Regions from separate parts of the Mus musculus genome. Here region 2 is linked to region 1. The links are chromatin contacts, found by Hi-C or POLR2A ChIA-PET in ENCODE. All regions are on one chromosome and are shown on one strand. Each heading gives the region's core, a stretch centred on a gene start or an enhancer-like site at or near the end of the contact. The rest is flanking DNA. Distances are from core to core; before and after follow the strand shown. Region 1 holds the start of Pax5 (paired box 5). Region 2 holds the start of Zcchc7 (zinc finger, CCHC domain containing 7).

Evidence for each region. A loop is a pair of places that touch in the nucleus more often than their neighbours do. ChIA-PET counts read pairs that join two places held with the same protein, here RNA polymerase II (POLR2A).
Region 2: a loop to region 1 is called in a map of v-Abl transformed pro-B cells, with 2.5 times the contacts of the local background. The contact joins the promoter of Zcchc7 here to the promoter of Pax5 in region 1. A Hi-C loop is called at or near these places in 3 of 37 maps with a recorded cell type or tissue (left cerebral cortex and v-Abl transformed pro-B cells). POLR2A ChIA-PET finds 5 or more read pairs at or near these places in 3 of 5 experiments (all embryonic stem cell).

What each region holds. Positions count from the first base shown.
Region 1 is chr4:44,708,804-44,711,972 of GRCm38, forward strand. Pax5 (paired box 5) reads right to left here and starts at 1,891. Exons shown (of 10, transcript NM_008782.3): 1 at 1,560-1,891. The coding sequence starts at 1,605. RefSeq lists a promoter at 2,123-3,169.
Region 2 is chr4:44,754,938-44,757,840 of GRCm38, forward strand. Zcchc7 (zinc finger, CCHC domain containing 7) reads left to right here and starts at 1,622. Exons shown (of 9, transcript NM_138590.4): 1 at 1,622-1,755.

The DNA.
Region 1 (3,169 bases), core at 641-3,140:
AGGGAATGGAGATCCTGGTTTCTGCCTCTGAACTCTCACCACAGTGATGTTCCTCTGGCTCCTGCTCTCACTTGTTTTGTTTTTTTTTTTTTTCTATCATGGCTTTTCTGGACCCAGAGCTATGCCAGGAAGTCACCCTGGGTTGGTGGTCTAAGTTTTATCTTCTTGACTTTATCAAAGGCTTGAGTAGAACTGAGATCTCATAGATAACCCAGAAATGAGAAAAGTGGGTTTCCTGCCATTGCTCAGAGTGTTAGTGTACAGGTTGGCCCAAGAGTCTAAGGAGCAAAACAGGATGGCATACCATGTTATGTCTTAGCATAGACAGAGGCCTACTGCCCTGCCACATCTCAAACATAAACATATCCTGCTACCCACTGCATGGGCCTCTGGGAGGCACAGGGGCACTGTGCCAAGAAGGCCTGTGTACATACAGTAACCCCAGCTGAATGACCAGGCTAGGCTCACATACCCACCCACTTGTGCTCTCCTTCATTGGAGCAGCACCCACAGGACAAAGCCTGAGCATACAGTGTGACATATATACACACACAATGTCAGAGGCTAATCTAGGTGACAGCCTAAAGGCAAGGGATTGGAGTGTGTGTGTGTGTGTGTGTGTGTGTGTGTGTGTACACTGTCAAAATGTCATCAGTAGTCCACAGACTGTTCTTACCTACCAAAGTTGTGCTTGCTGTAGGAGACCCTTGTACACAAATGCTAAATGCAACACTACACTAATGAGACAGTGCACACTGCACAGTGAGAGCTTAATTGCCCTGAATTCACATCACTTTTGATTCTATCTCTCAATATTATAAGACTTAGGCCTGGCAGCACATGTGTTGTATACTATACCCCTAGTAGGCCCCAGAGCTATACCAGTGCTAGAGACAAGCACTTTTGTATGTATTGGTATGTACACATTGGGCAGCTGTTGACATCCAAAAATGGAGGGGTCAGAGAACCACCTCTTTCTTACTTCCAAAATCACTTGGGATATAGAGATGACCAGACCTCTTAAGCAGTAGATGTCCAGTGAGTGAGATGCTTATCAAACTATATACACAGAATTTACACAAACACACATCTTGGAGTCTTAAAAAGAACGCACACAAACACTAACTCATAAACACATGCTAATATGCTCAAGGCAAGATACAAGCTAGTAAAGATGCCAACAGGCGTACAAACTCAAACTGAACACCTATTTGGGGTAACACAAACTCCTGCACACATTGATCTCCTCAAGTGAGCACACAGATCCAAACTTGAACATCTCCAGATTAACACCAACACAAGTATCAGAAACAGAATCAAACAAAACCAAAGAAAACAGGCCTCCTTGAAGACACCTTGACGGACTAGTGAAAACCATGTGAACGCACTGTAGAAGGACAGGCCTTTTCCTGAGAAAACTACACACACACACACACACACACACACACACACACACAAACACACACACCTTTCTTCTTGCATGGATATTAGCATGGATACTAGCACTGGGTAGTGTCCCAGAGTAAGCATGGATGAATCCCGTTTCGCGGTGTTCCTACCTGTCCTGATGGTCCGAGGAGTCGGGTAATTTTTCTCTAAATCCATTTCGATATTTCAGGACTTGATGAAATGGACAGCGAGGAAAAGTTTCCACTTTTTTTGGGGTGTCTTTTTTCCTTTTCTTTCTTTTTTCTTTTCTTTTTTCTTTCTTTGTTTTATTTTCTTTTCTCCCTCTTTTTCTTTCTTCCTTTCCTCTTTCTTTCTTTCTTTCTTTCTTTCTTTCTTTCTTTCTTTCTTTCTTTCTTTCTTTCTTTCTTTTTTTTGGTGCTGGGGCCCGCTCACAAGTCGGAATAATTGAAGCCTTCCGCTCCCCCGCCGAGCTGGGGTAGCTGATCACTGAGCTGAAACTAAACGTTTTAGGTGGAAAAAAAGCGTCCGAAGGCACCGTGAAATGATTAAGGAACTAAAGAGCTTCTCGCCATGTGAGATCATGTCCTGTTCTCGCCAACATCACAAGATGTCCCCAGACACGTCGCGCCCCCGGCGCACCGCCCCGCACTGCGGGCCAAGAACCAGGGAAAGGGTGTCAGCTCTGCGGCCTGCCCAGCGTGCCAGACGGGGCGGACCAGGCCTGGCCGAAGGTGTGCAAGAGGCCCAGAGAGCAGCAATGCCGCCTCGGTGCCGCCTTGGACTTTTATAGGGGGTTGGGGGCAGGGAAGGAAAGATTCAGACTGCGCCCGGCCCGGCGTTAGTCGCGCGCCTAGGGGAAGGAGAACCTGAGTCACAGGGTCGTACCCGCTTCCAAACCTGTGTCTGGGGGTCGCGGCCCTGTGCGCTTTTGCTCTACATGTAAACTCTGCTTTGTGAGGGCCAGTAGGCCCATTTTTTTATTTTAAAGAAAGAACAATTCTGCCAAGCAAGTGGTTTTGAACCCTGTACTAGCACAATTGTCAACCACAGGGGATGCTCCAGCATCCTCAGATTCACCCCTAGGGCGGCGCCCGCCCTCGGGGTTCCCAACTACCCCACCCCCAACTCAATTGCAACCTCCATAGGTCTGCTGGGCTCATCTTCCAGGGCAGCTTCAGATCACTACAGTATCTAGGTCCCATTCAGCCACCAGGTCCCAGATCTCCCCTTTAGAACTCGACCCTTTTTACCCCAGAGCCCAGAGGTTCAGCGGAAAGCTGCTGATAAAACCCGGTCCTCTGCTTTTGGAGCACCCGGGCCAAGCAGAACCATCCTAGCAGGCTCGGAGAACAGGCAAAAATTCTGGACACCTTACCCAGGCCCCTAAATGGAATCCCACTGCCCTCGGGCCAAGAGACCTTGTAGCATCCCCGAGTTCCCAGACTTGATTTTCCAGAGAGAAAATCGGTTGCAGAGGAACTAGGTAAAGGTGTGGTGTCCAACCTCGCTCCCTGCCGTCCGAGCTCAAGCCTCCTCTACTCTGCTCCCTCCCCAGTCTGAATTCCAAGCGGCTGGGTTTGGCCGCGAGAAGCCTATAGAGCCCCGTTGCGGGGGTGGTCGCAGGGGAAGGTTCTCCAGGGCGGGTGAGCGCTCTAGGGCCACTGGACAATGGCAGTTTCGGAAAGTGAATCGCTCTCCGAGAGTGTTTGTTTGATTTTTTTTTTTTTGGAGGGGGGTGGTCACGAGGCTGGGCTGCAAC
Region 2 (2,903 bases), core at 372-2,871, 46 kb after region 1:
GGGGGAGAGGGAACTCTGAAAACAGAGAGGGGGGAGGGGAAAAAAGAAAAAGGAGAGGACATATGAGATTATGGAACACACAGAGAGCCGGGTGGCCAGCAGTCCTTTTATAGGTCCTCTAATCCCTTGCTCGGTCCCTGGGAGGAGTCTAGTGAAATCACCTGTAAGCTAACAATATACTAAGAGGAGTTATTATGGCCCTTGATTAAAAATTCAGTCTTTTAATACACACATACACACACACAAACACACACACAGCATTCCTTTGGCACATATTCCCTGAACTGTCCAAACATGTGACCTACTTCTATACCACTTTTTCTATCCCCCAAATAGGTTTTTCAATTTTGCCTTTTTATAGTGTCTTGTCCCTTTCTTTCCTAGCACATAACCATAATGCTAATCGAATTTTGTAATTATTTTCAAACTCCTAATACTGTAACAAGACCTTAAAATTCTTCTACTTTATCTGGACTTTCTAGAACAGCCTGACATTTTCCTGAAACTCTTCCCCCAACCCCCCTATAATTTAGTTTAAGTAAATATAAGCTTAGTTTTCTAATAACGTAGAAGGCTGACAGCTTGGCTCTAATATGTTCAATAAATGTTGGCAAAAAGATTTAAAATCAAACTCATCTATCAGGGATGTTGTCAGTACCTAATTCGGTATTTGTAAAGTTGCTTAGATGAACTTATGTTTGTTTGTGTTTGACTGTGACAAGGTCTTAAGTAGCTCAGGCTATCTTTGACTGCTCCACGTTGCTAAGGATGAACTTGAATTCCTTATTTTCCTTTTTCCACCTCCTCTGTACTAGGCTGCTTATGTGGTGGAACTTAAAAATGAACCCAGGGCCTTCTATGCGGTAAGCAAGCACTTTACCAACTGGGTTACACGTCCAACCTCATAATTAAAGTTTTTTTGTTTTTTTGTTTTTTCTTAAAGGTGTGACCAAGGGAACCAATGCTGGAGGCCGTGAACACCGTCTCCTAGTACCAGAAAGAACAGCATTTACTCCGTGTTGCAGGAGTGCAGCTCTTCACGGTTCACAAACAGTTAACAAGGCGGAAGCACCTCCGAGTGCACTTTACAACCTAAGGTGAGAAAAGCCGTGCGGTCACTATTCCCACTAGCGGAAAAACCAAAACCCAAACCAGACACTCTCAAAAATGCCTCTTCCCGCGCTGGCATTATCAAGGTCCCTCTCCGAAGTCACCTACTAACCCTAAATCCCCTACTAACTCTGACCTCCACCCGGAAAAGGGGCCGATTTGCTCTGCGCCACGTGTTACTACGAGGGCGTCACCCAGAGCTAGAAAAGAGACAGCCCCTGCCGACCGGACCAAGGTATCATGGGAATTGTAGTTTTCTTTCCAACACGGGAGTAAGTGAACTCGCACTTACTTTTGCCCTTCAAGTAGCTTCTATTTAGTATAACTCATAAGATAAAAATATGCACCATAATTTTTTCAGCCGAGATTTCTTTTCGAAAGGAAGGATGAAGAAAAAAAGAACAAAACCAAACACAAAGTTTATAGGCGGAGAAAACAAAGGGTTAATAAGCGTTACGCATGCGCTCGGAGGACTCGCGGGTTGGGCGGAAGGACAGCTCCCAAGAGCTCTGTTTTCCCCGGAAGTACCTTCTCCTCCCTGGAGTCCGCGCGGACGCGGCTTCCTTACCTCATTTGTCCTCGCCCCTCCCCGTTCCTCTACGCGTTTCGGTTCCTGGTTGGTGCTTCCTGGTCGCGGCCGCGGCAGTGAGTATGTGTGTGACGGACCCCGAGCTGTCCCGCGGCCGGGGGACCCCTTCCCCTCTCCGCCTCGCCCGCGGAGCTGTGGAACTAATGCGTGCCCCTCTCTGGCCTTCCCCTCCCGGTCCTTCGGGGCTCAGCGCAGTGCAGCGCAGCAAATGGCCTCTCAGCTCCGTGCCGCCCCACGCGGCTCAGTGACCGGGCTGGGGTTTGGCGGCCCGAGACCAGGGCTTGGGCAAGGCTGGGCGGCGATGGCCTTGACGGGCACGTCTTCTCTGTCGGCGTTACTCCACCGCCTCCCACGGTTCACCCGTCCTGGGGAGGTGGGCCAGTCCCGAAATGTGGAGGTCTCCCTTCGCTGAGGGGAACCTGGCCCTCAAGGATGCGTCCAGTCGGGGGCCACCTTAAGCTGGTGCTGTCAAGTAGCCGCTTCACGAGTAGACACAAAGAATCTGGGAACTATGCCCCATTCCTTATATAAAACCAGGGTATCCTAAGATGATCCTCTGCCCCCGCGCCCGCACACCCTAACAGCAGACAGTTGTAGTCAATTTTACTGTGGGGAAATCGAGGTTGGGAGTTGGCAGCCCCCAGTTCCAGCCATCACTGATTAGCTGCCGACGCTCAGAATACCTTTAGGTCGAGTTTACTGTGATTTCAAGTCTCAGGGTTGAATGAAGGAAACTTTTTTTTTTTTTTTTTTTTTTTTTTTTTGAGACAGGGTTTCTCTGTATAGTCTTGGCTGTCCTGGAACTCACTTTGTAGACCAGGCTGGCCTCGAACTCAGAAATTCGCCTACCTCTGCCTCCAGAGTGCTGGGATTAAAGGGGTGAGCCACCACGCCCGGCAGAAGGAAACTTTTAAGGGCCTTTTTTAGCCCATTGGATAATTTTTTTCCTGAGCCTGTTTTTCCCAAGTATAAAATCACCCTTAATTTAATGACTAGGCTCCCTTCAAAAGCTCTCGACTTGGTGTTGAACATTTAGACCTTAAATTGCAGCGTGTGTATTTAAGACGGTGTTGTGCTTTAGGGACAGTTAATTATTGTCATTTAGTCAGAGGATGGGGAATGATCTGAGGGAAGAATTGGAAGTGAAAATTGTATGAAAACTACACGATTAACAGTGCATGGGACAAATAGGAGAAGCACTGTT